Regions from separate parts of the Homo sapiens genome. Here region 2 is linked to region 1. A link is an interaction called in ENCODE POLR2A ChIA-PET data of the cell type or tissue named here. Cell type or tissue: Panc1. All regions are shown on one strand. Links, peaks and the distances in the headings refer to the core of each region. The heading gives the core; the rest is flanking DNA.

Region 1 (16,338 bases), core at 3,381-11,380:
GCTGAGACCACAGGTGCGTGCCATCATGCCTGGCTTATTTTTCTATCTTTAGGGGAAATAGGTTCTCACTATGTTGCCCAGGCTGGTTTCAAACTCCTGAGTCAAGCGATCCACCCACCTCAGCCTCCCAAAGTACTGAGATTACACGTATGAGCCACCACACCCGGTTACAATCAATTTTTTTTCTTTTTTGGTGGCACATGTAATTGTACATCTTACAATCAATGTGGTTTCAGATTCTGAGTTGAGACTTAGCAAAAAGGAGGAAGAAATAGAGACATGGAGCTTCTAATCTCTAAACACCTATGTATACACCACTCCCAGCACTGTATACATACGCCTGTGTTCATACACATGTGGCCCTTTTCCTAAGCCTCCTGTGAAATCAAACACATTTTCATTCCAATAAAGCAATTTCTGGAAAGTTATAAAAGACACCGGGGAAAGGTATTTAAAATGAATACCATTTTGCTAATTAACTGTGTTTACTATTACAATTACTAAAATAAATGTACTCCCCTTATGTGACGGTATGACAAAGCAGGAATCTGATGGACATATTATGTCAATTACTCATTTGAATCCATGACTCAGAGTATTTTAAATATACATATGGAAACCAGAGTCTTTTCATAACCAGACTCTACAAACAAGAAATGTGTGCCAAGACGTGACAAACACAATCTTAAAAAGCTTCACAGATTTAAATCTTCCATTTAAAGCACAACTTATTTTATCAATGCTTTTATGTAATCCCCAAAATACAGCAACACTGAGTTTAAAATTCCAAAGATGTTTTCTGGTTTCAATGATGGAAATTGCTTGTCCTGTCTACAATAAACACACACAGTAGGACACAAAACTTCAAAGAGAAAATTCATATATTGATGGAGACAATTTTTGAAATTTTCTTGTCATATATGAAAAGCAATTTGTGATGGATATCTCCGGGCCACAACTTTTTTTTTTTTTTTTTTGAGATGGAGTCTCAGTCTGTCACCCAGGCTAGAATGCAGTGGTGCGATCTCAGCTCACTGCAGCCTCTGCCTCCCGGGTTCAAGCAATTCTCGTGCCTCAGCCTCCCAAGGGATTACATGCGTGCGTCACCACGCCTGGGTAATTTTTGTATTTTTAGTAGAGATGGGGTTTCACAATGTTGGCCAGGCTGGTCTAGAACTCCTGACCTCAAGTGATCCGCCTGCCTCGGCCTCCCAAAGTGCTGCGATTATGGGCATGAACCATGGTGCCCCGCCGGGACACATAACTTTTCAACTGGAAGAAAAGTATTCTAAAACGTTATATTTTTACAATAACTTAAGAATCATTTTGGTCACTATAGAGGTAACATATGCTCATAGAAATCAGAAGAAATAAATAGTAATAAAAGTATCCATGATCTCACTACCCAGCTATAACTGCTATTACTACTTTTTCCTCTAGAGCCTTTCTGTCTTTATCAGGGAAAGGACAGTGAAATGGCTAAGTGCCTGGTTCTGGAGCCTCACTCCCAGGTTGAAACCCCCCTCTTCCACTTACTAACCCACGTGATCTTGGGCAAGAGTCAAAATCTCTATGCATCATCTGTAAAATAGGAATAGTAGTAATACCTACTTGATCGGATTTTTAATGTAATTATCCTGCCCATACGGTTTTGCTACCTGCCACTGTCACTTAATAGAATGTGTGAACGGTTTCCATGTCATTAGATATTCTCACATAAAATGTTTAAGGGCTGCAATTATTCCGATACATGGCTGTTCCATAATGTATTAAGATCCCTAGTGCTAGGCATTTAAACTGCTTCCAATTTTCTGCTATTATACAACAAGCAGTTATATGAGGAGAGTAGGAATGATTGGAAGCTGGGGATCCCACATTACAGTGGCAATGACAGCAATAGGGGCTTCACGCAGACCAGGCTGTTTGCCTATGACCAGGATGCTGGTTTCCTGGTCACCCAAGCTACCTTGCTTCTTGCTTTTTCCCAAGTTTGGTGCCCAGCCACTGGCTCTTCTAGGCGCTCCTAGCAGCCTTCCAATTAATTTTCTTAAGCCTAAATGAGCCAAAGTCAGTTTCTGTTGCCTGTAACCAAAACACCCTTCTGATAGAAAAGATAATCATTCTCTTCTATATATATCCCATTAATTTCAAAATGGACTCAACAAGAACCTGTGATACACACACAGGTGTACACATGCACATGCACGTGAATAAGCTACACAACCAACCTTCACAATCTGCCACATCCCAAGAAGCAGCCAGTGAAACTAGACAGCTACAATGCAAAGCGCAAATTCTCTCTGAAAGAAAGACATTTTTATCACAACGAAAATTCCACTGTGAGAGTCTTCATGCACTTACGAGCTTGAGATGCTATACTTTCACTAATGCAAAATTATATAGAATACATAAGCTACAGAAAGGCTAATCTTTCTCGAAGGAAAAAAAATCAATTACACATTATACCCAAACACAAACACTAAAACAACAACCACTACTACTAATTACTAACAATTACACACTACTCTATACTATATGCCAGGTACTGTTGTAAACCCTTTTCATGTTAATCTTCTAATCTAATTCTTGAAATTAATCTATCATAGGGACTAGTCTTATCCCATGTTATAGGTGAGAAAACTGAGGCATCAGAGAGACTGAGTAGCTTTGCCCAAGATAACACAGCTATTAAAGATTTGAACCCAGGCAATCTAGCTTCAAATCTATGTTCTTTACCACCATATATACTGTTTCTTGATTTTTCTCTTATAATGACAGATTTTTGCATTCTACTCATATATTAAATTTTGGCTGTGTGTGTCACAGAGGGGCCTAAACGGCCAGAGGATATTTATCACACAGTTGGATGAAGACTCTCTATATCGCCTATCCCACTAAGACTACAATTCCAGTCCACAGAGTGACTATCATTCCCCTTCTCCCAACACATTTTGCCAAGTGCTATTCTACTTCCAAGCCTTTGCTCAATCTATTTGCATTACTTAAAATGCCCTCCCAATCCGTCATCCCTTTGCCTATTTCCAACCAATCATGCCAGGCCAAGTTCACATGCCACATCCTACACAAACCTTCCTCAAATCCCTCCAGCTGGAATCAATCTGCCTCTCTCCATACTTCTGTGATTCTCTTCACCATTCCATCTTTCCCTTCCCAATGTAAAATTCTACAAAGCAGGGACTACATCTGGTCAATTCTCCCTTTTTATTTGATATCCTCTATAGTACAGAAAAAGGTTATTGCCAAAAGTAGTTGTTCAATCAACAACTACTGAAGTTAAGAACATTGGGGTGTTAAAGCCTTCTCTGCCAAAATGCAACCCCAAGGAGGCAAACTGGAAAATATCAAAGATTGAGAAAAATTCACCCTATCATGAAACTACTATAAGCCCCCCTGTAAACCTATATCTAAAAACCTATCATTAAGATACACTGTGGTTTGTGAAATTTCAGCATTTATTCCAGTAGGTCCTTTTATGGTCTGAATGTGCACACTGTGTGAAATGAAGGAGGAAATTTTTTGGGAAACTATTTAAAATATTTGGTAAATACTGGGAACACAAGGTCACATGAACTACAAGGAAAAGGCCTGAAACTCGCTAGTACTTTCATAAGCAGTGTGGGTGCTAACTGCAAGCAAGTCAGACAGGTGGCCAGCCTCTGTCTTTAACAATTCCATTGTTGCCGGGAGCAGTGGTGTATGCCTGTAATCCCAACCGCTCAGGAGGCAGAGGCAGGATCGCTTGAGCCTGGGAGTTCAAATCCAGCCTGGGCAATATAGCGAGACCTTGTCTCTTGAAAAAACAGAAAAGAGAATTCCAGTGCCTTCTCCGACCTCTTTTTTTCCCCCTTCAGTTGGTTTTTCCCAAGTGATTTAAGGATTGAATCAAAGCTAAGCAGCTCTTTGCTTGTTTCGTTAGCAGCTCATGACTGCATTAATCACAGGCACTACTGCGGTGAAGATGAAATATTCCTTTTGCATTTTCCCCAAGTAAGTGTGGAAAGATGTAGGAAGAAATCCAAAGGTAGTTATAATTATTAACCAGATGGAAATAACACATCGTAGATTCTGTGATGTTTTTGGTAAAAGTACATTCATGTGTCACCAGAAGGAACAAGATTGAACAAAGATGACTCACTGCCCTTAGCACCTGCATAGCAGACGTAGAGAGTTCCCATCACCTCTGTAGCAAGGGTGTGAAATTGAAATCTACCCTCATTAATTCTTCTGCCACTACAAAGGACCCTCACCATGGGGAGCCTCTTATAGAAAGCATTCTTTTCTGGAAAACTTTGTATATTTCAAAATAACTTAAAGAATATAAGTGGATTATTTGTAACTCAAAGGATAAATGCTTCAGGGGATGGATACTCCATTCTCCACAATGTGCTTATTTCACATTGCCTGCCTGTATCAAAACATCTCATGTACCTCATAAATATATACACCTACTATGTACCCACAAAAATTTTAAAAGATAATAAAATTTTTGTAATTGTCACCAAAAACAAACGAACAAAAAAGACACTGACATTAAGATATTTCTGATTGGGCTTCATTGATTCCTTAAGATCCAGACTCATGAGGAGCTCCTAGAAATCGCTCGGACCTAACACAACTGACAAATGGGAAACAACCATTCTTGAACACAGAGAAAGTTGAGCGTCAACCTCCAGCCATTCTCACTGCAAACGATCTTTCTGTCCTATTTGCAGGGTTACCCTGCACTAAACAGCATACAGTTACAGGAAGCAAGAAATATTAAGCTCCTCCCAGGCTTCTCGGAGCCAGTCCCAGGGTGGTATTAAGTGGCATTCCCGGAGAAAAGAAGTTGCTCTTAATGCAACCTCACACGTGATCGATCTTTTGACCATTAGTAACACCACCAGCATATGGAGACATCTTATTGTTCACCTAAACAGCCAGCCTGTTGGCATATATACACACCTGACCCAGAAACTAGGTGACAAGTATCCCAAACGTGTGAAAAGCATGGAAAGTGAAGTTGCTGACCTAATTTGCCTATGTGAGAACCCTTTCAAAAGTCATTCTTCTTAAAATCTCATTTATAACAGACATCTCTGAACTCACAAGTTTAAGAAAATCCCTTGAAAGTATGCAAAAACCACGAACAGAACAAACCTCATCACACTGTAATGAAATTCACAACCTACTCACAACATAAAGAACACTTGGCCATTGTTGCTGTGCAGAGCCTTAACAACTGGTCCATACCAGGCATTCCCTGTTACGCCCTTGCACTAAAGACTTGCAATTTTGTTTTGATACGGAGTCTCGCTCTGTCGCCCAGGCTGGAGTGCAGTGGCGCGATCTTGGCTCACTGCAACCTCCGCCACCTGGGTTCAAGCAATTCTCAGCCAGGCATGGTGGCTCACGCTTGTAATCCCAGCACTTTGGGAGGCCGAGGCGGGCAGATTACCTAAGGTCAGGGGTTCAAGACCAGCCTGGCAAATATGGTGAAACCCCGTCTCTACTAAAAATACAAAAAAATTAACCGAGCGTGGTGGTGCATGCCTGTAATCCTAGCTACTGGGGAGGCTGAGGCAGGAGGATCGCTTGAACCCAGGAGGTGAAGGTTGCAGTGAGCCAAGATCGCACCACTGCACTCCAGCCTGGGCAATAGAGAGAAACTCTGTCTCAAAAAAAAAAAAAAAAAAAAAAAAGAAAGAAAGAAAGAAAAAAAGAAAAGGACACAGGAGCATTGCCCATTAGATGAGCAGAGCATTTTCCAGAGCCATTTCTTCAATTCCATCACTAGACACACAGCTGCAAGCCTAAAGTAATATGCACACTTTAAATCAAGGAAGAAGTTTAGTAAGAAGGCTCTTAGTAACCTTCTGAGCATAACAGAATGGAATTCAGTATTGACAAGAGTAACAAATTTGTGGCGTGACCGGAAATTTGGAAGAGGTTGAGTTTTCCTAATATGATATTAAGCTAATGCATCGTGTTGAAAGTCATTCTGTACACCCAGAAGTGACATGTTAAGGGAATAGCATGATTCCTGATGTGCAGTTATTTACCCACGTTCTTTCCTCTCCAAGCCTACTCTGCTATACTCTCTCTATAACGCTGGGGCTAGAGTTTCACCAACTTACCTAGGTTTTCCAGACCCCTGTTGACTGACTCCCTGTTAACTTCTGCCAACAGGAAGTCCTAGAGAGAGGATGGAAGATGACAGGAGAGAAAAAGGGACTTCCTTCCTAGTTTCCTATTTCTGTCAGTATGCCACCAGCAGCAGCAGATGGTGGTTCCAGCCCCCATCTTCCGTTGTCACTCTTAGTGCCAGCCTCGCCACACCCCCTCACAGACACCGGCAAGCCGCAGGGCTTAGCCCCAGGTTGTCCTCAGGCTATACTGTGTTCACTCCCTCACTGGCTGGCTCCCAAACGCTGACCAGATGGGAGCCCTCTCAGTTGACTTGGCACCCACCAGGTCACAAACCCTCCCTAGGGGTTCAAACACTCACTGAGCTGCACCCACACCCTCAAACATCTGTACAGCAGTTCTGCAGTGCCTCTCTCGGAGGCCTGGAGACCAGCCCCACAGGAGCCCTGCACCAAGCTCCAAAACTGTGGTAACACCATCTCTTATTTTTCCCCAGCCCTGGAAGTGACAGTGTCTGCACTATCCTAGTACCCCATTTCCTTTGTATTTTGTCAGCCTTTGAACTCGTATATAACCCAATCCTCATATTCAATCTCTTCCATCTGAAATGCCTGGAGTAGTTTGTTTTTCTGACTGGACTCTGAGTGAGTCACCAAAGATAACGAAAAAGCATTTGATAAAATTCGACATCCAAGTATGATTTTTTTAAACTTAATACAAGAAAAAGATATAAATGTTTTCTCCACATGATAAAATATACATATTTCAATTCAAAAGCTAATATCTCGCTTCATGGACAAACATTAAGACACATTTCCATCAAAGCCAAGAGCAAACAAGGACATCCCTCAAACCAGCAACACATAGTACATAGTACACAGACTCCTTTGTACTGTAGAAGAGTGTTGGGATGCACTAATGACTCAACAGAATAAGAAAAAGAGCTAGAAATAAAAAATGAGGTCCTGAAACATTGTTCATTGATATGATTATCAGGAAAATATACTGAAAAACTATTATAAAGAATAAGAATAATTCAGTAAGATAACTGGGAACACAATTAGAATACTGAAAACAACAACCTTTGTATCTACAGGCAATCTTAGTTCACAGATGTGGTAAAGATCTCATTTAAAGCAACAGTGAAAAAAGATAAAATTCCTAGAAATAAACTTTAGAAATAAAACCATATGAAGAAAGTTTTATATATGAAGGGTTGAACAAATGGAGAAACATAACAAGTTCTTGGATAAAAAGATGCAACATAAAATCAGTTCTTTCCAAATTAATCTAGGAATTTAACACAATCCTGTGAAAATATTTATGGAATTTTTCTTGGGGAAGAATCAGGGAACTAGATATCAAGAGCTAGCTCACAGGAAATAAACATAAACAGCCCGTGAATATATGAAAGGACCCTCAACCTCACTCAAGAGAGATGCAGATTAAACCTACAATAAGATGCCATCTCTCACCTATCAGACTGGCAAAAATCCAAGTTTGACAATCTATTGAAAAGATGATGCAGAAACAGACTGGAACAAATGCAAAATGTTACAACACCTACGTAGGGAAGTCCAGCCATATCTATCATATCTTTTTAAATGCATGTGCCGTTTAACTCAGCAATCTTACTCTGGCAATGTCGTCCATAGACAAACTGGCACATGTAAAGAAATGACATGCATGGGGCTACTTAGCACATCACTGAGGAACAAAGGCCTGGAAAAAGCCGAAGTGATCCAGCAACACAGTACTGACTGAGTAAATTCTGGTAAATACACAGCCATGAAAAAGGATGAGAGCGGTCCCCAGGAAAATAGTACATGACAAAAACAATACACAAGTGGTAGACATAGGGTGCCGCCTTTTGTGTAAAAAGGGAGTTAACAAGTATTTTAGCATTTGCTTGTATTTGCATGTTGAGAACCATGGAAGGATCAATAAGAAACTAATAAAATAGCTACCAACTGCAGGTGCAAGACTTACTGAGTACTCCTTTTTATAGCACTTTGATTTTTGAACCAGTTCAATATATTACCCTAGTCAAGAGGTAGTGGTAATAACTAATAAATAAATTTTAAAGGCCAAGAATAATGGAATAAAGGTCAATGATACAAAAAGGCAGTTCAGTGGAAAACCAAATACGAATGACACCTAAAAAGATGTTTATCCAAAATCATAAGAGAAAAACCAATAAACCAAAAAGAGATGGCATGTATCCATCAATTTGTGAAGATCAAGAAATTTGATACTAAGTAGTGTTGATGATGGTATAGAGAAACAGCCACTCTCAGACATTGCTGGTAGGCATATAAACTAAAATAATCTCTATGAAGAGCTATTTAGCAAATTTCAATTTAAATTAATTTTAAATAAATTTATTTTCTTTATAAATTACCCAGTCTATGGTATTCTGTTATGGCACCAGACAATGGACTAAGACAGTAGAGAACACCAAGTCTGTCACTCTATTAAAAACAATGAATAACTGGCAAAAACTGCCAGAATCAACTGTTTCAGAACACTGGGAAATAATCAAAAGCTTACTACAAGCAAGGGAACACCTAATACAAAATAAACAGCTAAGAGAGAGTCATGGAATTTTAATTTACCCTGGTCCCATCCACTCCCCAGTTCAGCAGCAGCCTTGAAGGCAACAGCTAACATTCCAGTACAGGTACCTAGTACCACAGGGAGCAGAACATATCTTATTCTCAAAGAATTGTGGTTGACTGATTTGACCTGTCTAGTGGCTCCCTGAAGAACTGGCTCAAAGGATATGCCTGTCTTTTGCCTAACTCAGAACTCTCCCAGGGCTAAGGTAGATATCAAGGGTAGAAGTGTGGGAGTGGTAGAGGTCTACAGGGGAGGAGAGGTGGGGTGTAGGGGCATGCATTTGTTGAAAACATTTAATGTACTCATTGCTATTACCTGGGGCAAGAGACAAACAATGGACTAATGTAAACACTTGGGAGGAAAGGCTAAGGAATGAGATACTTTAGGGAATATGGGCTTCATTTGAAGAGCTCCTACATATTTTTGTGAATCAAGAAAGTCACATGCATGCCACAACTGGGTGCATGCTCAGAAAAGACCTAAGAGGGCCCTAAGCTCCTACCTCTGGCTGACTTTCAGGATCTTTGCAAACAGGAAGTAAAAACTAAGACAGAGTTGTAAAATGCCTGGCTGCACCTTGAAGGCGTGCCTCACAACATACACACAGCCCATCTGCAAAGACTGGGGGGTTTCTGTTGTTGTTGTTGTCATTCCAGACGTGTAAATAAATCTCTAGTGATTCATCAGCTGACCACTAAGCTAGTGGAAGAGAGGCCTCTGTGGCCACACATGACAAAGGATACAGACTTCACAAAATTAGTTCAGAAAAGTCCTAAATGAACAAGGCATAGCTATAACAAGCAGCAACAATCCACAGGGAGGGGGAGCATCTCATTTCCTAAGTTACCACATTATAATATACAAAAAATCCAGTTTGGAACAAAAAAATTACAAGACATAAACAAAAAACTATGGCCTATACCCAGAAAAAAGAAATTAACAGAAATTGCCCCTGAGGAAGCCTAGTCACTGGACTTACTAGACAAAGACTATTTAAATCAATGGTCCTAAATATGCTTGAAGAGCTAAAAACAAAAACAAAAGCCAGGTCTAAAGAACTAATGGAAACCATGAGAACAGTGTCTCAACAAATACAGAATATCAACAAAGTGACAAAAATTATAAAAAAGCAATCAAATAAAAATTCTGGGTTTGAAAAGTACAATAATGTAAATTAAAAATTCACGAGAGGCTCAACAGCAGATTTGAACAGGTAAAAAATGAAGTCATGAGAATAGATAAACCTGAGAATAGGTAACTTGAGGTTTTCTGGCTTGATGAACAGAAATAAAAAAAAATTTTTTTTAAATAAAGAGAGTCTAAGAAGTCTGTGGAATACCATCTGGCATAACATAAGCATAATAGGAATCCCAGAATGAGAGAAGAGAAAGGAGCAGGAAAATTATTTTTAAAAATAATGACTGCAAGTGTCCCAAACTTGATGAAAAACATGAATCTACACATTCAAGAAGCTAAACAAACTTTTAAGTAAGATAAATTCAAAGGGATACACACAGGAACACATTATAATCAAATTGTTATATGACAAAGACAAAGAGAGAATCCTGAAAACAGCAAGAGAGAAACAACTAATCATGTAGAAGGCATCCTCAATAAAAGTCACATCTGACATCGCATCAGAAACCATAGAGCCAAAGGCAATGGAATTATATATTCAAATTACTAAAAGAAAAGCATTGTCAACCAAAAATTCTATATGTGCCAGAACTATCCTTCAAATACAAAGGAGAAATGAAGACATTACAAAGCTAAAAACCAAGAAAGTTTGTAGATAGTAAACCTGCTCTACAAGAAATGCTGAGGGGAGTCTTTCAAGCTGAAACAAAAGAACATTAGACGGCTGGGAGCGGTGGCTCACACCTGTAATCCCAGCACTTTGGGAGTCCAAGGCGGGCAGATCACAAGGTCAGGAGATCGAGATCATCCTGGCTAACACGGTGAAACCCTGTCACTACTAAAAATACAAAACAGTAGCTGGGTGTGGTGGCGGGGCCTGTGGTCCCAGCTACTTAGGAGGCTGAGGCAGGAGAATGGCGTGAACCCGGGAGGCGGAGCTTGCAGTGAGCCGAGATCATGCCACTGCACTCCAGCCTGGGTGACAAAGTGAGACTCCGTCTAAAAAAAAAAAAAAAAAAAAAAAAAAAAGAACATTAGACAGTAACCTGAGAAATAAAGAACACTAATAAAGGAAAATATATAGGCAAATTTAAAAAAGGAATAGTAATGTTATTTTTGGCTTGTAACTCTTCTTTTTAAAATATGATTTAACAGATGGCTGCATAAAAATTATTACAAATACACACTGATGAGCACATAATGTATAAAGATATAATCTGTGACAATAACAAGATAAAGTGGTGGACAGAACTATATAAGAGCAAAGTTTTTATATATCATTGAAACTAAGTTGGTATTAAGTTAAACTAGATTGTTATAAATTAAGATGTTAATTGTAAACCACGGGGCAACCACTAAGAAAATACTATTTAAATTTGTACTAAAGGGAATTAAAATAATACACTAGAAAATATTTACTTAACATAAACAGGAGATTACTTTTAGATCCAATTACACAAATAGGTTGAAAATAGAAGGATAGAAAAGGATAACCCATGCAAACAGTAACCAACTGCAGTGGCTATATTAATATCGGATAAAACAGACTTTAAGACAAAAATTGTTATAAGGGACAAAGAAAAACCTTATATAATGATAAAAGAGTCAAACCATCAAGAAGATACAACAATTATAAGCATATATGAACCTAACAATAGAGCCCCAAATATATGAGGAAAAAAACTAACAAAATTGAGGGAGAAATAGCTCTACAATAATTGTTGGAGACAGCAATACTCCATTTTCAATAACAACAGAACAACTAAACAGAAGATCAACAAGAAAACAGAAGACTTAAAAAATACTATAAAGCAACTATACCTAACGGACATATACAGGACAGTTTACCCAACAGTAGCAGAAAGTGTATTCTTCTCAAGCACATGTGGAACATTCTTTAGGATACATATTAGGCCACAAAACAAGTCTTAATAAATTTTAAAAGAATGAAGTAATACACAGTATCTTCTGCATCCATACTGGAATAAAATTAGAAATCAATAACAGAAGAAAATTTGGAATTTACAAAAATGTGAACTTATACACTGTTAATCAATAGGTCAAGAAAAAAATGACAAGAGAAATTAGAAAATACTTTGAGAAGAATGAGAATGAAAATACAACATATCAAAATGTGTGGCATATAACAAAAGCAGTGAAGAGAACAAAATTCATAGCTATAAATGCATATATTGAAATAGGAAGACCTGAAATCAATAACCTAAACTTCCATCTCAAGGAATTAGAAAAAGAACAGCAAATTCAACCCAAAGCAAGCAGAAGAAAGGAAATATTAAAGATTAGAGCACAGATAAGTGAAATAGAGAATAAAGCAGCAATACAGAGAATTAAGAAAATCAAAAGTTGGTTCTTTGAAAAGATCAATAAAACTAACAAATCTTTAGATAGACTGACCAAGGAAAAAGGAGAGAAGATTTCAATCACTAGAAATAAAAAAATGAAAGTGGGGACACGGGCCAGTGCAGTGGCTCATGTCTGTAATCCCAGCACTTTGCGAGGCTGAAGCGAGTGGATCACCTGAGCTCAGGAGTTTTGAGACTAGCCTGACAACACAGTGAAACCCTGTCTCTACAAAAAAGACAAAAATTAGCTGGGTGTGGTGACACACACCTGTAATCCCAGCTACTTGGGAGGCTGAGGTGCGGGGATCACTTGAGCCTGGGTGGCTGAAGCTGCAGTGAGCTGAGATCATACCACTGACAGAGTGAGACCCTGTCTTGAAAGAAAGAGAGAGAAAGAGAAACTAGGGACACTACTACTCAACTTAAAAAAAAATACTATGAATAATTGTATGCCAACAAATTAGGTAACCCAGATGAAATGGACAAATTCTTAGAAATATGCATACTACAAAAACTGACTCAACACAAAAATTAAAAATTTTTTAAAGACTCAAGAAGAAAGAGCAAAATGAATAGACCTATAACAAACAGATTAATTCAATAACCAAAAGAACTTCCAAAAAGAAAAACTCTAAGACCAGATGGCTTCACTGGTGAGCTTTACCATAAACATTTTTTTTTTTAAATTAACAAAACCCCTTCATAAATTCTTCCAAAAATAAAAGAAGAGGAGCCATTTCCTAACTCATTCTGTGAGGCCAGTATCACCCAGATACCAAAGTCAGACAAAGATGTTACAGACCAATATCCTTTATGAGTACAGATGCAAATAATCCTCAACGAAATATGCACAAATTTAACATAGAGCATATTAAAAGGATTATACACCATGATCAAGGGATTTATCCCAGGAATGCAAGGGTTCAACATACAAAAATCAATCAATGTAATATGCCATGTTAATCGAATAAAGGGGGAAAACCACAATATCATCCAAATTGATGCAGAACATTTTTTTTGACAGATTCCAACATTCATGATAAAAATATCAACATCCTTGGAATAGAAACTCCCTCAACTAGATAAGGGACATCTATGAAAAACCCACTGCTTAACATCATATTTACTGGTGAAAGACCAAATGGCTTCCCCACTAATAACAGGAACAAGACTAGACTGCAATTGCCAAATAAGGTATCTGGATTGGAATGGAAGAAGTAAAACTATCTCTATTGAAAAATGACATAATCTTATATATAGAAAACCCTAAAGAATCCACACAAAAGCTGTTAGTGCTAATGAATAAGCTCTGCAGAACTGCAAAATACAAGATCAACATACTAAAATCAGCTGTATTTCAATATACCAGCAATGACAATCCAAAAATGAAATTCAGAAGAGAATTCCATCTACATTAGCATCAAAGAGAATAAAATACTTAGAAATAAACTTAACCAAAAAAATACAAGACTCATACACTGAAAATTACATTATTGAAAGAAACTGAAGACTTAGACATCCTGTGTTCACAGACTTAATAATATGAAGACATAATATTAGATGACAATATTCCTAAAATTAACCTACAGATTCAAAGCAATTTCTATCAAAGCCCCAAGTGCCTTTTTTATAGAAATGGATATGCTCATCCTAAAATTCATATAAAACTACAGGGGAGCCCAAATAGCAAAAACGATCTGGAAAAAGAACAAAGCTGGGGGACTCACACTTCCTATTTTAAAACTTACTACAAAGCAATAGTAATCAAAACAGTGTGGTACTGGCATAAGGAGAGACATTATAGATCAACAGGATACAATTGAGAGTCCAGAAATAAAGCCATATATTTACAGTCAATTTTTTTTTTCAAGAGGGTGCCAATACCATTCAATGGGGGAAAAGTCTTTTTCAACAGTCTTTTCAACAAATGGTGCAGGAACAACTGGATATCCACTAGCAAAAGGATAAATCTGGACCCCCCTATGTCACACTATATATAAAGATTAATTCAGAATAGAACAAAGATCTAAATTTAAGAGCTAAAATACTAAAACTCTTAGAATAAAACATAGAGGTAAATTAGTTATGACTTTGGATTAGGTAATGATTTCTTCAATATGATACCAAAAGCACAAACAACGCTTTTTTTGGTTTTGTTTTTGTTTTTGAGACAGAGTCTCACTCTGTCGCCCAGGCTTCAGTACGATAGCATGATCTCAGCTCACTGCAACCTCCGCCTCCTGGGTTCAAGCGATTCTCCTGTCTCAGCCTCCAGAGTAGCTGGGATTACAGGCGCCCACCACCACACTTGGCTAATTTTTTTGTATTTTTAGTAGAGACGGGGTTTCACCATGTTGGCCAGGCTGGTCTCAAACTCCTGACCTCAGGTGATCCACCCACCTCGGCCTCCCAAAGTGCTGGGATTACAGGCGTGAGCCACTGCACCCGGCCACAACAAAATTTAAAAATAAAGAACTCCATCATTTAAAACTTTTATGCAGCAAAGAACACTGTTAAGAAAGTAAAAAGATAACCCATAAAATGGGAGAAAATATTTGGAAATCATATATCTGATGAGTCTAATATCAAGAATATATATGCTGAGCGTGGTGGCTCACGCCTGTAATCCCAGCACTTTGGGAGGCCAAGGCAGGCGGACCACCTGAGGTCAGGAGTTCAAGACCAGCCTGACCAACATGCTGAAACCTGTCTCTACTAAAAATACAAAAATTATTGGACATTTCTCTAAGGAAGATATACAAATAATGGATAAATAGTGGACATTTCTCTAAGGAAGATATACAAGTAGCCAATAAGCACATGAAAATACGCTCATCCTCATTAGTCATTAGGGAAATGCAAATCAAAACCACAATAAGATACTACTTCCTACCCTTTAGGATGCCTGTAATAATAACTAAACAGCAAAAAACAAAACGATGATGGAAAATAACAAGTGTAAACTAGGATGTGGAGAAACTGAAACCCTTGAACACCACTGATGGGATGGTAAAATGATGCAGTGACTGGAAAACGGTTTGGCAGTCCCTCAAAATTTAAATACAGAATTCCATATGACCCAGCATTTCCATTCTTAGGTACATATCCAAGAATAAAAACATATGCATATGTTCACACAAAAACTTGCCCACAAATGTTCATAGCAGCATGATTCCCAATAGCCAAGAAGCAGAAACAATCCAAATGTCAATCAATTAAAAGAATGTGGTCTATCCATGCAATCAAATATTACTTAGCAAGAAAAAGGAATGAAGTATTGATACAAGTTACGACAGGATTGAACCTTGAAAACGTTATGCCAAGTGAAAGAAACCAACACAAAAGGCCACATACATATGATTTCATTTTCATGAAACATGTAGAACAGGCAAATTCATAGGGACAGAAGCAGATTAGTAGTTGTAAAGCCTAGGGTTGGGGGAACAGAAAGTGACTGCTAAATGAGTATTGGGTTTCTTTTGGGGGTGATGAAAATGTTCTAGAGTTAGATAGTGGTGATGGTTGTACAACACTGGGAATGTACTAAGAGCCACTTAATTATACACGTAAATTTTATGTTGCAAGAATTTTACCTCAACTTTTTTTTAAAGACAGCTCTATATTATACTGATATGGGAGGATCTCTAAGATAGTTCCTATTTATTTCTGCATTGTTATTTTTAGACAGGGTCTTGCCCTGTACCCAGGCTGCAGTACGTGATGCAATGACAGCTCACTGCAGCCTCAACCTTCTGGGCTCAAGCGATCGTCCCATCTCAGCCTCCTGAGAAGCTAACATGCCAATTTTTTTTTTTTTTTTTTTTTTTTTTTTTTTTTTTTTTTTTAGAGACAGGGTCTCGCTATTTTGCCCAGCCTGGTCTTGAATTCCTGATCTCCAGGATATATTGAGGAAAAAAGCAAAGTAAAGAACAGTGTATAGTGTGCTTCTTCTTAAAGGGGGATGGGGAGGTAGAGAAAGAATATATGTACAAGTATTTTTATCTAGCGTATCTTTGCTAAAATATACAAGGAATTGTTACCAGTGGATTGCCTCTGGGGAAGAGAACTTGAA
Region 2 (16,338 bases), core at 4,182-12,181, 81 kb after region 1:
GCAGGCAGATTGCCTGAGCTCAGGTGTTAGAGACTAGCCTGGGCAACATGGTGAAACCCTGTCTCTATTAAAATACAAAAAATTAGCCGGGTGTGGAGGCGTGTGCCTGTAATCCCAGTTAGGAGGCTGAGGAAGGAGAATCACTTGAACTCAGGAGGCAGAGGTTGCAGTGAGCCAAAATTGTCCCACTGCACTCCAGTCTGGGTGACAGAGCGAGACTCCATCTCCAATAATAATAATAATTGCTCAATAAACCTTTGCATTTATAAAATGCACTTGGCCAGAGATACAGGAGGAATTTATCTTCTATTCTTCTATTCCTGGGTAGGATTTATTCCCATTTTATGGTTGGGGAAAACTGACCTCAGCATAAAAAACAAAACAAAACAAATAACTTATGGCTCCAAGCAAGTTATAGTTCAAAAGATACCACTTGAAATATAAATGTCCTTTGATTCATAACTAGATGTTTCTCACTAGAATATGTACAGATTTACAGAGGCGTGCAGGACCACAAGTACTGAACAGATTGGAAGATGCTATAATTTGGGCAACACACCTGGTCTTTCTCTCTTGCCTAGCTTGTCATACCTGGTGCATCCTGGGAACTCACTACCCAGCCTGAGAACAGGAACACCGCCAGTAGCTTCTCCTCAACCCCATGAGACTCCACCTGCCTCCCCACCCCCAGCCCAAGGTAACCACTCCTGACTATAGATGGTTTAAACATAGCTAATTCCTTTAAAGGTGGCAAAAAGAAAAATGCCAAGGATAGTCATTGCTCCTGCAAAAGGGGAGTACAAATCAGGAGAAATAATGTTTTTTTGTTTTTGTTTTTTTGCGACAGTTTTACTCTTGCTGCCCAGGCTGGAGTATAGTGGCATGATCGTGGCTCACTGCAACCTCCACCCTCCCAGGTTCAAGTGATTCTCCTGTCTTAGGCCTCCCAAGTAGCTGGGATTACAGGCACCCACCACCACACCTGGCTAATTTTTTGTGTTTTTAGTAGAGATGGGGTTTCACCATGTTGGCCAGGCTGGTATCGAACCCCTGATCTCAGGTGATCCACTTGCCTTGGCCTCCCAAAGTGCTGGGATTACGGACATAAGCCACTGTGCCTGCCCACAACCTTTTTTTTTTTTTTTTTTGAGACAGGGTCTCACTGTGTCACAGAGGCTACAGTGCAGTGGTGTGATCTTAGCTCACAGCAGCCTTGACCTCCCGGGCTCAATTGATCCTCCTACCTTAGCCTCCCAAGATGCTGGGACTACAGGCATATGCCACCAAGCCTGGCTAATTTTTGTATACGTATATTTTTTGTAGAGAAAGAGTTTCGCCACATTGCCCAGGCTGGTCTCAAACGCCTGAACTCAATCTATCCACCTGACTGGGCCTCCCAAAACGTCGGAATTACAGTCGTGAGCCACTGCACTCAGCCTGCTTTGTTGTTTTTCTATGTTTAGATTTGAATTTTGTTGACATTACCACTTTAATCAATTTAACTTTGCTTTCCTTCAGTGTATGATATCACCATAGCATGATATGTTTTTCCTCCTAAAAATAAAAGCTCCACCCTCTTTTGGTAGGGAGAGAATAGATGGCACATTCTTTCACCACCGCTTAGACATAAGCCAATATTTACTAGCTCAAGAGCTTTCTGGATGTTTGAGCCATGGGGTCACCTTGTCATTGAATAATGCTTGTTCCGTCTTCCAAATCTTTAATGGGTTCTTCAGAATGGAACGCCCCCTTCCTTTTTTTCAGGCAAAGCTAGGACTCTGAGGTTTCAGAGCTCTGCTGTGATCTCAATTTGCTTCTGCACCTGTGTCTGGATTCCTGAAGGAGTTCAACCCAGGGCTATTGGAAAGTAGTCCTTTGCCATGGTTGCTGTGTGCGCCACTTACGTTTTTTAGCAGAGCCACCAAGGGAGGCAAGACGTCGTAGGCAAGCAGCTGCTGGATGTGGTGACAAGGCCCCGCTGCTACGTTGCTCAGGGCCCAGGCTGCCTCCTTCTGGATGGAGGGCTTGTTGTGTTGCAGGAGCTGGGGGAGCACGTTCAGCATACCCGCATCAATGGCCATCTGCGTCTGCTCATCTGTGCCCGTGACAATGTTCCCCACGGTGCGGAGAGAAGGAGTCTGGAAGAGCAAGGCTAGAAGTCTAAGTATTTCAAGTCTATCCCAGGAGAAGGCAACAATCACACCAAGTTCTGTTCTCTCCCAAACATTGTCATGCTATAGCCGATGGTTGTCTGACAGCCTGTGAACAGGAATTGTATCTGTGATCATTATTCAATTCATCCATGGCCTTTTAATTTATTTTTTATTTATTTATTTATAAAGAGACAGGGTCTTTACTGTTACCCAGGCTGGAATGCAGTGGCATGATCATAGCTCACTGCAGCCTTCAACTCTTGGGCTCAAGTGATCCTCCTCCCCCAGCCTCCCAAGTATCTGGGACTATACGGATGTGCCACCATGCCCGGCTAATTTTTAAGTTTTTTGTAGAGACGGGGGTCTTGCTATGTTGTCCAGGCTGGTCTCAAGTGATCCTGCCTTGGCTTTCCAAAGTGCTGGGATTACAATCATGAGCCACTGTGCCTGGCCCATGGATGTTTAAAGGTGACTTAAAGGAACTTTCTGGCTTCCCACTTGTTTGGCTCAAGTGGGACAGAAATACCCAAGAAATACCTTTATCGAGAAATGCTGTTGGACTTTTCATATGCTTTCAGTTTCATCATCAAATGCTAAATTGACGATAGTGTTTTGTTTGTTTGTTTGTTTTTTGAGACAAGGTCTTGCTGTCACCCAGACTGGAGTATAGTGGTACGATTTTGGTTGTCACTGCAACCTCTGCCTCCTGGGTTCAAGCAATTCTCCTGCCTCAGCCTCCTGAGAAGCTGGGATTACAGGTGTGCACCACCATGCCTGGCTAATTTTTGTATCTTTTGTAGAGACAAGGTTTCACCATGTTGCCCAGGCTTGTCTTGAACTCCTGACCTCAAGTGATCTGCCTACCTCGGCCTCCCAAAGTGCTGGGATTATAGGCATGAGCTACTGCGCCCAGTGACTATACTCTTTATCGTATAATGACTGAATTAGTATTTATCAGTGTCAAGCGTGTTGCATATTTAATTGGAGATAATGAGATCTCAATGCCATTTCCTGGTGTGATTGGGAAGCCCTTCATAATGGCTCAGAAGATCCCCAGGACAGGTCTACGATTGGGCTCAAAACAACAACTCTCCTACAATAGCTGACTATGGCTTTATTCAGATTTCTCTGTACTGTAGTGGCAGCCCCAGTAAAGCCCAGCAACAGTTCTAGAATTTTCCTAGCCTATTAGGCTACTTACCTGATACCAAAGTGAGAGGTAGAAGTGTACTTCAGGCCAGTCATGGCCTTACCAGGGCAGCTCCAAATAGGCCCCAGAACCCGGGGGTAAGCAACTTCTTAGAGAATTTACTTCTCCACTTTGGGAGGCCGAGGCGGATGGATCACTTGAGTCCAGGAGTTTGAGACCAGCCTGGCCAACATGGGGAAACACCGTCTCTACTAAAAATACAAAAATTAGCTGGGTGTGGTGGTGCACACCTGTAGTCCCAGCTACTTGGGAGGCTGAGGCAGGAAAATTTCTTGAACCCAGGAGACAGAGGTTGCAGGGAGCCAAGATTGTATCACCACACTCCGGCCTTGGCAACAGAGTGAGACTTTGTCAAAAAACAACAACAACAACAACAAAAATGGCTTGTCTTATCTCATACTCTCCATGCCCCTAGCACTATCCCGAAACCAACTCAACATCTGAGAAGTCCTATGCTAATCTCAAAATAGATGATCACTAAGGCTGCAGAATATGCAATATTAGGTAAAATATTAAGAAAATAAAGAGCAGGCAGCATAGAGACATCTTCAATATAATGCACCCACATTTCAAAGCAGTATATGATGTAGGTGACATGTTTAATAACATAGCAAAGCGGCAGGGCATAGTGGCTCATGCCTGTAACCCCAGCACTTTGGGAGGCTGAGGTGGGCAGATCACCTGAGGTCAAGAGTTCAGGACCAGCCTGGCCAACCTGGTGAAACCCTGTCTCTACTAAAAATACAAAAATTAGCTGGGCGTGATGGTAGTGGGTGCCTGTGATCCCAGCTACTCAGGAGGCTGAGGCAAGAGAATTGCTTGAAGTCGGGAGGTGGAGGTTGCAGTGAGCCAAGATTGTACCACTGCACTCCAGCCTGGATGACAGAGAGACTCCGTCTCACACACAAAAAAAATAATAACCTAGAAAAGCAATTAGTAATGGTTTTACTTGCTTTCTGCCTATATCTGAGCTAGTCTAAGAGAACAAACTGGGGAGAGGATAATGGGTTGTTTTTTTTTTTAATCCCCAGTCTCACTGTCACTCTGGCTGGAGTACAGTGTGCCATCACAGCTCACTGCATCCTCAAACTTCTGGGCTCAATAAATTCTCCCAACTCTGCCTCCCCAGTAGCTGAGACTACAGGTATGCACCACCACACCCAGCTAATTTTTTTTTTTTTTTTTTGAGATGGAATGTCACTGTCACCCAGGCTGGAGAGCAGTGGCACGATCTCAGCTCACTGCAACCTCCACCTCCTGGGTTCAAGGAATTCTCCTGCCTCAGCCTCCCGAGTAGCTGGAATTACAGCTGTGCGCCATCACACTCAGTTAATTCTTTGGTGTTTTACAAATAAATTTTTGTATTTTTGTATTTTTACAGCTGTGAGCCACCGTGCCCGGCCTTTTTTTTTAAAAAAAAAAAAAAAAAAAAAAAAAAAAAAAAAAAACCCACTAGGATTTGACATCAAAATAGATTCAAGCTTTTGGCCACAGAGTAGCAAAGATGGGCAGGCACAGTGGCTCACACCTCTAATCCCAGTCGTTTGGGAGGCCGAGGCAGGAGGATCACCTGAGGTCAGGAGTTCGAGACTAGCCTGGCCAACATGGTAAAACCCTGTCCCTACTAAAAATACAAAATGAGCCGGGCGTGGTCGTTGGCATCTATAATCCCAGCTACCCAGGAGGCTGAGATAGGAGAATCGCTTGAACCTGGGAGGCAGAGGTTGCAATGAGCTGAGATTGTGCCACTGCATTCCAGCCTGGGTGACAGAGCAAGACTCTGTCTCAAAAAAAAAAAAAAAAAAAAAAAAGCAAAGACCAGGGAAATGCAGATGACAAACCTTGCCCCAGAACCTGCTAAAGTGACTATGACCCGAGGACTCGAATCCACAGGGCCCAGGATTGCATTTACCAAGACATTGAGTTCTGAGCTGGTCATGAGCACTACCAGCCTGGGCAGGACCCCCGTGTTAACCACTTGGCCGATGCGCTTGTTGGAGCCGTCGGTGAGGTAGGACAGTGCCCAGCAGGCATCCGAGAGAACCTCACTGTCCTGGTGCTGCAGGAGGTGAAGGAGGGCCGGCAGTATCTGCTTCACCGCAGTGTCGCAAGGGTATGGGTTCTTGTTTCGGCACAGATTCGACAAGGTCCACGTGATGTTCCGCAGAAATGTGATCTGTAACAAGGAGACTGCCTCCAGCATTGGGTGCAAAGGAGAGAAAATGCAAACAGCAGTGTGTTCTTACCATTTCCAATCAATACCATAGATCAGCATGAACCAGAGCTTTTTAAAATTTTATTTATTATTTTCAGACAGCCTTGCTCTGTCACCCAGGCTGGAGTGCAGTGATGCAATCTTGGCTCACTGCAACCTCTGCCTCCTGGATTCAAGTGATTCTCCTCCCTCAGCCTCCTGAGTAGCTGGGATTACAGGTGCCCGCCACCACACACGCCCAGCTAATTTTTGTATTTTTAGTAGAGATGGGGTTTCACCATGTTGCCCAGACTGGTCTTGAACTCCTGGCCTCAAGTGATCTGCCGGCCTCAGCCTCCCAACGTGCTGGGATTACAGGGGTGAGCCATTGTGCCCGACTGAACGAGAGCTTTTGAACTTCAAATAGAAATGTGTTCTAGGCAGTGATGTGTATTAGGGACACAGAACGAGGTTCGTATTTCACATTCCAATGTTAGATGGAGGTTTCCTTTGTCTTTCAAAATGTCCTTTCCCATTTGATTGATGACCTAATTTCATTTTTCACTGACAACAAGATCAAGCAGGAGTTACTTGGTCTTCCCACTGGTCTAAAACACTACTGGCATGTCATCCCCAGATTTCTAATCTTCTAATTGAGAATCAGTCTTCCTACTCTGCCTCTGGATCCCATCCCTTTTGGCCTTTTATTATTAGTTTTAGTTTTAGTAGAGACAGGGGTCTTGCTATGTTGCCCAGTCTGGACTTCAACTCCTGGGCTCAAGTGATCTGCCTACCTCCACCTCCCAAAGTGATGACAGGCCTGAGTCACCACACCTGGCCCTTACTTTTTGCCTTTAAAGATTCCGCCCAGAATCATCCCTGCCCCCAAATCACTCCCACCAGTAAGGAAACATACCCTGGGACTGTCAGCCCCTCCCCTTCTGCCCCTTTCAGCCATCATCACACTTCTGTCTTTCAGAGTCTACCCTCAGAGAGGCATCTATATTCACTGTCTACCTCCCAGATTCCCAATTGTTGGGGTTTTTTGTTTGTTTGTTGAGACAGGGTCTCACTCTGTTGCCCAGGCTGCAGTGCAGTGCCGTGATCATAGCTCACTACAGCCTCAACCTCCCAGGCCCAAGTGATCCTCCTACTTCTGCCTCCTGAGTAGCTGTGGCTAGACATGCTTTTTGTAGAGGAAAGTCTTGCTATGTTGCCCAGGCTGGTCTCAAACTCCTGGGCTCAAGGGATCCTCCTGCCTCGGCCTCCCAAAATGCTGGGATTACAGACATAAGCGCCTGGCCTCCAGTTGTTCTTCAGGCCATTCTAGTCATGTTTCTAACCCTTCTTTGGGGTTAGGGATGGGAATCAGCTCCTTCCAAGTCACCAAACACAGCAGCTGCTTCTTGGTCCTAAAGTTACTGTCCCTCTCAGCTGTGGTTAGTAGTCAGCCCTTTCTTTTTGAAGGAGCTCTCGGCTGGGCGTGGTGGCTCACACCTGTAACCCCAACACTTTGGGAGGCCGAGGCAGGTGGATCATGAGGTCAGGGGTTCAAGACCAGCCTGGCCAAGATGGTGAAACCCCGTCTCTACTAAAAACACAAAAATTAGCCAGGCGGGGTGGCATGTGCCTGTAATCCCAGCTACTCGGGAGGCTGAAGCAGAAGAATCGCTTGAACCCAGGAGGCGGAGGTTGCAGTGAGCTGAGATTGCACCACTGCACTCCAGCCTGGTGACAGAGCAAGACTCTGTCTCAAAAAAAAAAAAAAGCAGAAAAAAAAGCAGAAAAAAAAGAAAGAGCTCTTCTTGGCAACTGTGACACCAAACCTGGTTTTCTATGGCCAAATTAGCTGTTTCTACTTAGTCTTTTTGGCAGGCTCTGCCTGAATTTAGAACCTTAGAGCCCACAGGACTGGGTCTCAGGCTCTCCTCACACTCTAGGTCAGGGGTTGAAAACTTTTTCGGTAAAGGGCCAGATCTTAAACATTTTTAGCCTGTGGCTTCTGTGGCAACAACAACTGTCCTTGTAGACCAGACAGTATGTAAATGAGTGTGGCTGCATGCCAGTAAAACTTTTTTTTTTTTTTTGGGGGGAGACAGGGTCTCACTCCATCACCCAGGCTGGAGTGCAGTGGTGCAATCACAGCTCACTGCAGCCTCAAACTCAAGCGATCCTCTCGCCTTGCCTTCCCAAGTAGCTGGGACTACAGACACGTGCCACCATGCCCAGCTTGATAAAACTATTTACAAAGCAAGCGGCCAGCCAGGTCATGTTTGTGACCCCTGGCCCCAGCTGACCTTGCCTGGCTGGGTGACATATACACATATGTCACCTAGCAAGGTACATCTGTCAATCCGACTCTGCTGCAATGGTGTCTCCAACTCGCCTCAACTTCATGCCTGCAACACAAGCTCCAATTTCTTTTTTTCCTGCACTTTTCCCCTTTCTCTAGGAAGACAATCATCTGAACAATCTAACCTGAAACCTAGGGGCATCCTGGCTTCTTGCTGTCTCCCTTTCACGTCTAGAATGGCTATGTCCCAGACCCACCTGCTTCACCATCTCCCTCTGCTATACAATTTTTTTTTTTTTTTTGAGATGGAGTCTTGCTCTGTCACCAGGCTGGAGTACAGTGGCACAATCTCGGCTCACTGCAACCTCCACCTCCCAGGTTCAAGAGATTCTCCTGCCTCAGCCTCCTGAGTAGCTGGGAGTACAGGTGCGTGCCACCACACCCAGCTAATTTTTGTAATTTTAGGAGACGGGGTTTCACCGTGTTGGCCAGGATGGTCTTGATCTCTTGACCTCGTGATCTGCCCACCTCGGCCTCCCAAAGTGCTACCGCATCCGGCCTCTCTCTGCTATATAATTCTACGGCAGGCAACCAGAAGGGCCTTTCTGAAAGATCAGACCACTCTACTCCCTTGCCTCAAAATCCTCCAAAGCCTCCCTGCTGCTAGCAGGAAGATGTCTAAGCCCTTTTCCTGCTTGCCATCTTAAGTGTTCTCTACTTAAACTCTCTCGGTCATGGCTAGTCTTTTATTGGTTCAACCATGTCAGATTTTTCTCCCATCTTGAAGAGTTTTGAGACAGAGTCTTGCTCTGTTGCCCAGGCTGGGGCACAGTGGCGCAACCTTGGCTCACTGCAACCTTCGCCTCCCAGGTTCAATCAATTCTCCTGCCTCAGCCTCCCAAGTAGCTGGGACTACAGGAACGTGCCACCATGCCTGGCTAGTTTCTGTATTTTTAGTAGAGATAGGATTTCGCCATATTAGTCAGGCTGGTCTCAAACTCCTGACCTCAGGTGATCCACCCGCCTCAGCTTCCCAAATTGTTGGGATTACAGGTGTGAGCCACGGTTCCCAGATGAAGGTTTTGAACATAGTCCTCTGGCTGCTCTTCATTTTTGTTTGAGGCAAATCGAGAACCCAGTTCCTAAACCAGAAGTCCTCTTCAATCAATAACCACAAATCAACCAACCTTGACTCTAAGCCTCAAAAGAAGAGCCTGTTCCCCATGAACAGAACTGGTGAGACATTAACCCATTTATGCCAGAGGTTGCAAATTTTTTTGTGTGAAAAATCAGACCTTGGTAATGACCATGAGCAGTAGGATATAAATAACTCCCACAGGCTTAGTGTTCCAATAATGGAACACCAGGCATATATGCTAAACTGTGACCCTAGAATGGAGATTTCAGTCATCTATTTTGCAAGATGGCAAGCTTGTAGGCCTCTTCCAATGCCGCAAAGAGAAGGATCAGTGCTACTGGCCCCTAAAGACAGAGCTGAGTCAATCTTTACCTAAAATGATACTCAGTCCTAAGCCTTGCTATTATTAGTTTATTTAGAGACAGAGTCTCAACCTGTCACCCAGGCTGGAGTGCAGTGGTGTGATCTTGGCTCTCTGCAGCCTCCCTCTCCTGGGCTCAAGCAATCCTTCCACCTCAGCCTCCTGAGTAGCTGAGACTACAGGTGTACGCTACCATGCTCAGCTAATTTTTTTATTTTTAGAAGCATGGTCTCACTATGTTGCCCAGGCTGGTTTTGAACTCTTGGTGTCAAGTGATCCTTCTGTCTTGGCCTAGCAAGCACTGGAATCACAGACATGAGCCACCATGCCCAGTCTTGAGCCTTGTTTATGAGGTTCTAAGAGGCCAGGCAGCAGCCACATGATCTAGCATTGGATTTGGAAGTATGTCCCAATTTCCCAACATTAGAATTTGTTACCTAACGAGGTTCTCTCTCATTTAAAGACATCCACTTGGCCTGGTACTGTGGCTCACGTCCATAATCCCAGAACTTTGAGAGGTAGGAGGATTGCTTGAAGCCAGGAGTTCAAGACCAGCCTGGGCAGAATGGTGAGGCTCCATCTCTATTAAGATTATTTTAAAATTTTAATTTAAAAAAAAAAAAAGAGAAAGAAAAAGACACTTACCGGCAGGGTGGGTGAAATCAAGGCTAGGAGATGTGGGATGGCATTGCTTGTGATGACGTTATCTCTGAACTCTGGGCCATCACCTACAAATAGAGCAGAATGTGACATTTAGAGAGAGAACAAAGACAATCCTGAAGTGGGTGACTAATTTTTTAAGAGTGTGCAAAGGGCAAGAGACAAAAACTCATTCCCGGGTTTAGCAAGTAGGTAGTAGAGCCACGTACTAAATTCTGGAAGTCTGGCATGGCTGGTGGGTGGACAGTCCTGATGTAACAGGCAGGCATCACACAGCAGCAACTGCTAGAAGCAGAGCCAGCCAACTCAGCCAAGGTGGGCTGTTGGCATCTCACAGCATGGTTCTCAGGAAGACGAAGGCTGGTCCAGACCAAGTTGTCTTCCCAGAAGACCTTGGCACAGGGCAGTAACTTCCAATGCAACTCAGAACAAAGTCTGGGGATCTGCAGGTGCTGGTGACCAGCCATCAGCTACCTTAGCTAGGATAACAATTTTAGACCCTAGAAGTCTATTTGTATTTGTCAACCATCAAAGGCAAGTCATCACATTGTACCATCCAGTCTTGCCTACTTTACTGCACCAAGCAAAATGAGAGACAACTTCTCTAATAGGCACTTTTTCCTCCTGCAGCCTTTTATTTTTTTTTTTTGGCGGGGGAGGGGGATACAGGATCTCACTCTATTGCCCTGGCTGGAGTGCAGTGGTGCAATCATAGCTCACTGCAGCCTCGACCTCCAGAACTCAAGCAATTGTCCCACCGTAGCCTCCTGAGTAGCTGGGACTATAGGCATACACCACTATGCCTGGTGAATATTTTTATTTTTTGTAGAGATAAGTTCTCACTACATTGCCCAGGCTGGTCTCAAACTCCTGGGCTCAAGCCATCCTCCCACCTCTGCCTCCTAAAGTGCTGAGATTAAAGGCATGAGTCACTACGCCAAGCCTCTGCAAGCTTTTGTTTTCTTTTAGCAGTTATTTTATATTCTGTTTGCTAATTCCAATATGTGGAGTCCTTGGAGGTCTAATCATACTGTTTCTGCTGACTCAGTCACGGGAGTTATTGCTTCTCTGAACTTGAAAATGCTAATAGTCGGCTGATCTTAATTTGTCAAAATCCTGAGGGACCTAATTGAGTTTTCCCTAGAAAGTCACTGGATTGATGTCAGCCAAGAATCTGGGGGCTTCCGACCCTACAGCACTAATTCACTAGACCATGCAGGAAAGAGCATCGATTGCCACATTCAGAAAGGTAGTCTGAGGATTCCACTTTCAGGGAAGGCTTGTTAGCCCAAACCAAGGAGTTTTTTTTTGTTGTTGTTGTTTTGTTTTTGTTTTTGGCACGTTCCCTTAGCAACTTCCACTGAAGGCAGAGTCCTTCTGGGGTCCCGAGTTATGTAAGGGTCTATCATAAACTCCCACACTGCATAAGCCAAAGACTTGTTCTTGAAGCCACGAAGCCCTGAGGCTGTAGGACCTTAGTGTTGGCAGATGTCTCTAGTTAGCCTGTGGCTTCAGTATACACTGTATCATCCTGTTTCAGCTTCAATATTTGGCCTCTAAACTTGGATTTGAGGGCTTTTGGTGTTTTGAGACAGAATCTCCCTCTGTTGCCCACACTGGAGTACAGTGGCGTTATCTTGGTTCACTGCAACTTCCTCCTCCCAGGTTCAAGCGATTCTCCTGCCTCAGCCTCCCGAGTAGCTGGGACTACAGGGCATGCACCACCATGCCTGGCTAATTTTTGTATATTTAGTAGAGACGGGGTTTCACCATGTTGGCCAGGCTGGTCTTGAACTCCTGACCTCAAGTGATCCGTCCGCCTTGGCCTCCCAACATGCTGGGATTACAGACGTGAGCCACCGTGCCTGGCCTGGCTTTGAGTTTGGAAACAGCTCATTGTACCCTTGCCAGCACTTCTAGGTATTTACATGGCAAAGTGTTCTGGGACATCGAGTATACCCCACCACCCAAAGAAACCTTATAGTATCCCACACACCTGGCCCCGTTTTCTTAGCCCACTAAGGGGAGAGTCTCACCGGCTATATTACCAAGAGCCCACACTGCCTGTTCACACACAGCCACGTTGGAGGAAGACAGGAGCTCAATCAAGGGCTGGATGGCTCCCCCTTCTACCACGGCACGAGTCTGCTCCGAAGTCCCTGAAGCGATGTTGGTCAGGGCCCAGGCAGCCTCAAACTGCAAGCAGGGGTAAAGTGATGACTTCAGGAACTCCACCATCCTGGGAATGAGGCCCGCTTCAATGACCAGTTTCAGAGGGGGGTTCTTTTCCTGGGATAGCATTTTCCTATGCAATGAAAGAGAGGGCAGGGGAGGGGGAGGTCAAGTGAGAGAGGTATTAAGGACCTCCTTTTAGGCCAGGTGCGGTGGCTCACACCTGTAATCTCAGCACTTTGGGAGACCAAGGCGGGCAGATCACTTGAGGTCGCAAGGTCAGGAGTTCGAGACCAGCCTGGCCAACATGGTGAAACCCCGTCCCATCTCTACTAAGAATATAAAAATTAGCTGGGTGTGGTGGTGCACACCTGTAATCTCAGCTTCTCTGGAGGCTTGAGGCAGGAGAATCACTTGAACCCAGTAGGCGGAGGTTGCAGTGAGCTAAGATCATACCATTGCACTCCAGCCTGGGTGACAGAGTGAGACTCCATCTCAAAAGAGAAAAAAAGAACCTCCTTTTATACATAAGCCACATAGCTGGGCCGGAGCTACTTAAGATCCTAGTGTTCAACCGATAGCATTTTTCGGTATTAAATCAACATTTTCCCCTTTAAGGTGTTATCTACAAGATGAAATTTCTGTAGAGGCCAATGTAAATTAAGCAATTCATCTCTGACAACACATCGAAGCTTTTAAATTGCCCTCAAGGACAGTGTAGAATAGCAATTTCGTCTTTTAGATGGGCTAGCCTTTTCCTGTGTTTTACGGGCATGTTGCCAATGCCAAGAAACCAAATAGGCCACCGGCGCTCCAGCCATCACTGACGCTCATTGCTAACTATGAACCTGCAACAGCAGAAGTCTGTTTGGAGATACCTGGCTGTCTGGGTGGCCTGGAAACATAGGACTGGATCTGAGCTATTCACACCTTTGATTATTTCACCCAGAGTGAGGCTGACCTGCAAGAAGAGACACATTCAGGTCAGACTGTCTGCCAAAATGAGCTGTAAACATCACCTACTCTAGCCATCATCCATCTGATTAAAACAGCCTGGCTTGAACAGGATGTCCCATCTTGCATGCTGTTCTATATTTGGGGAGGGGAGAATATAGTCCACAGATCTCACAGATCTGTGTGTTCCTTCCCATGCTTAGGGGAGAAGTAATTCCTATCATTAGTTGGATCCCAAGAACATTTTTATCCCGTGCAGTAAGAATGTGCTAGTGGATACAAAACAAAATGGCAGACTAAGGACATCCAAAAAATTCTCTCCTCCACATAGGCAAAGAGAAAACTGACAAAAATAGAATCAACTTTTTCAGCACTGTAGAAATTGACCAAAGGCTTGCGGCCAATTGTTTTATTCAAGCCAGGAAGTGTTTATCCAAGAAAGACAGCTGAATCTCAGTAAGTAGCATGAGAGCTTTGTGGCATTTTGACTTGCCCTATTCCCACCCACCCTCAGCTCCATGGTAACCCTGAAAACCAACAGTCCACAATCATTGTGAAAAACCAACAGCCTCCCAACCACCAGAAGAGGCAAAATAGGTAGGTCCTCCTTTGGAGCCTCATTCCCAGAAAATTATTATTTGATCTGTCTGGTCATTCCCTGAAAGATCCCACTTACAGACTATTTTGACTCAGAGCTTAGTCAGTATGAAAAGGCTTTTCCCTAAGAATGTTCATTGAAAACAGAGGAAGTTGTTTAACTTCACAGCTACCTGAGAGGTTGAATAAGAGTTGGGATAAACAACAGGCTAACAAAAAAACTTGAAAGGGAATGTCATGTATAGGGCTATGCATATGCTTAAAAACAACAACAACAACAACAACAACAACAACAAAACTAAGACCCTCAGCTCTTCCCTCTCACTGACTTTGAAGCTCTGTGCAAACAGGAAGTGAAGGCTTACGTCAGAATTGTCAACTGCCTGGCTGAGTGGTGAACGCATGCCCCCAACACAGAGCTTCTTGGCAAAAATTGAGTGTTCTTTTCTTCGTGGTTCGAAGTGTTAAAATAAGTCTCTAATTATTAGTTGACCACTGAGCAAACCAAGCAGACACTGCAGCAGCCACACATCACAAAAAAATACAGATTTTAGATAATTAGCTCAAACTACTAAACGAGCACACCCAGCAACAACAGCAAACCCTGGGGCAATGGAAAATCTGATTTCTAGAGTTGTCACACTATTTTAAATGACTAGTTTTCAACAAAGATTGTGAGACAAGCAAAGAAAGTGTGACACACACATATACATATATATGTGAAAAAAGCAATCAATAGCAATAGTCCCTGAGGAGACCAGATGTTGAACTAGACAAAGATTTTAAATATAGTCAAAGAACTAAACCATGACTAAAGAACTAAAGTGCAACAATGCTGTCACACTAAATAGAGAATATCAGTGAACAGATATCAGTTATTGGAAGGAGCCAGATACAAATTCTGGAATTGGAGAATACAATAACTGAAACAAAAATTCACTAAAGGGGCTTAACAGCAGATTTAAGCAGACATAATAAAGCAGCAGTGAAGCTGAAGATAGGTTAATTGGAATTATCCAGTCTGAGGAAGATAACACACACAAGAGAGACTGAAGATGAAAATTGACAGATCTTTAGAGATCTGTGGGACATCATCAAGGATACCAACAAATGCAGAATAGGAAGGAGAAGAGGGAAAGAGGCAGAAAGTATATTTAAAGAGATAATGGCCAAAGAAATTCCCAAATCCAATAGAATAATTAGTCTACACATCTGAAAAGTTCAATGAGCTCCAAACGGAATAAATCCCAAGATCCAGACATATTATAATCTAACTGTTGAAAGCCAAAACTACAGAATCAAAAACATTGAAACCAGCAAAAGAGAAGCAATTCATGTACAAAGCCTCAATAAGATTAACAGCTGATTTCTTATCAGAAAGCATCAAGGCCAAAAAGCTGAGGTGCAGTGAGCCAAGATTGCAGCATTGCACTCCAGCCTGGGTGATAAGAGTAAAACTCCATCTCAAAAAAAACAACAACAAAAAAACTTTACCAACTTTACAAAAAAAAATTCTCACTCATTCTTAGAGGCTAGTATTACTCTGATACCAAACCAAGGATATTACAAGAAAAGTATAAGCTAATATCCCTTATAACTACTGATGCAAAAATTCAACAAAATAGGAGGAAACCAAATGCCTAAACGTATGAAACATATGGTCAACATATTGGTCATCATGATGAATTAGGATTTAACTCAGGAATTCAGGAGTGGTTTAACATGTGAAAAAAAATCAACATAGTACCCCGTATTAATAAAGGGGGGGGAACCCACATGATCATCTCAATGCAGAAAAAACATTTAATGAAATTCAACATACTTCCATAATAAAAAAAAACACTCAACAAACTGGAATAAAAGGAAACTTCTTCATTCTGATAAAGGCATCTACAAAAAACTCAGAGGTAGCCTCATACTTAATGGTGAAAGTCTAAAAGATTTCCCCCAAGATCAGGAATAAGACAAGGATATTGCTCTTTTCACTTTTATCCAACATGGCATTGGAAGTTCTAGATGCATTAATTAGGCAACAAATAAAGTGCACCCAGATTGGAAAGGAAGAAATAAAACTATTTGCAAGTGACTTAATCTTATATGTAGAAAATCCTAAGGAATTTACACCAAAAGCCTAGAGCTAATAAAATTCAGCTAGGTTGCAGAATTGATATACAAAAATTAATTGTATCTTTACATGCTAGCAGTGATCAAAAATCAAAATAAAGCAATTTAATTTACAACATAAAAAGAATAAAATGCTTAGTAATAAATTTATTGAAAGAAATCCAAGAGTTATATGCTGCAAACTGAAAAAAAAAAAAAAAAAAAAAAAGGACTGAAATGAAAAGGTATCCCATGTTCATGGACTGGAAGACTTAACATTGTTAAGATGGCAATACTCCAACCTTATAAATTCAATGACTCCATTCTATAGGTTCAATGCAATCTCCATGAAAATCGGAGCTGCCCTTATTGTAGAAATTGACAATCTGATTTTAAAATTCATATGGAAATACAAAGGGTCCAGAATAGCCAAAATTATATTGAAAAAAAGAACAAAGCTGGAAGACTCACTTCCCAATTTCGAAACTTACCACAAAGCTACA

Evidence for each region. Peaks named below come from ENCODE experiments on the same cell type or tissue, not always from the same donor. Only the 100,000 strongest peaks of a DNase experiment are listed, where the experiment ranks them.
Region 2: POLR2A ChIA-PET joins it to region 1 with 5 read pairs; 4 of 35 experiments call an interaction of 5 or more read pairs at or near these places.

What each region holds. Positions count from the first base shown.
Region 1 is chr7:99,102,934-99,119,271 of GRCh38, forward strand. All of the region lies in intron 1 of SMURF1 (SMAD specific E3 ubiquitin protein ligase 1), which reads right to left. Among named protein-coding and RNA genes, the nearest start is that of SMURF1, 33 kb to the right of the region's middle. RefSeq lists enhancers at 1-788, 5,934-6,436, 8,988-9,057. In Panc1, for the core only: no CTCF peak of the experiment used is centred there; no DNase peak of the experiment used is centred there; H3K4me3 peaks cover 579 bases; H3K27ac peaks cover 4,418 bases.
Region 2 is chr7:99,183,025-99,199,362 of GRCh38, forward strand. It overlaps KPNA7 (karyopherin subunit alpha 7), which reads right to left. Exons shown (of 11, transcript NM_001145715.3): 4 at 13,060-13,142; 5 at 12,046-12,314; 6 at 9,995-10,077; 7 at 5,276-5,539; 8 at 1,905-2,138. Among named protein-coding and RNA genes, the nearest start is that of KPNA7, 17 kb to the right of the region's middle. RefSeq lists a silencer at 7,682-7,976. In Panc1, for the core only: no CTCF peak of the experiment used is centred there; no DNase peak of the experiment used is centred there; H3K27ac peaks cover 370 bases.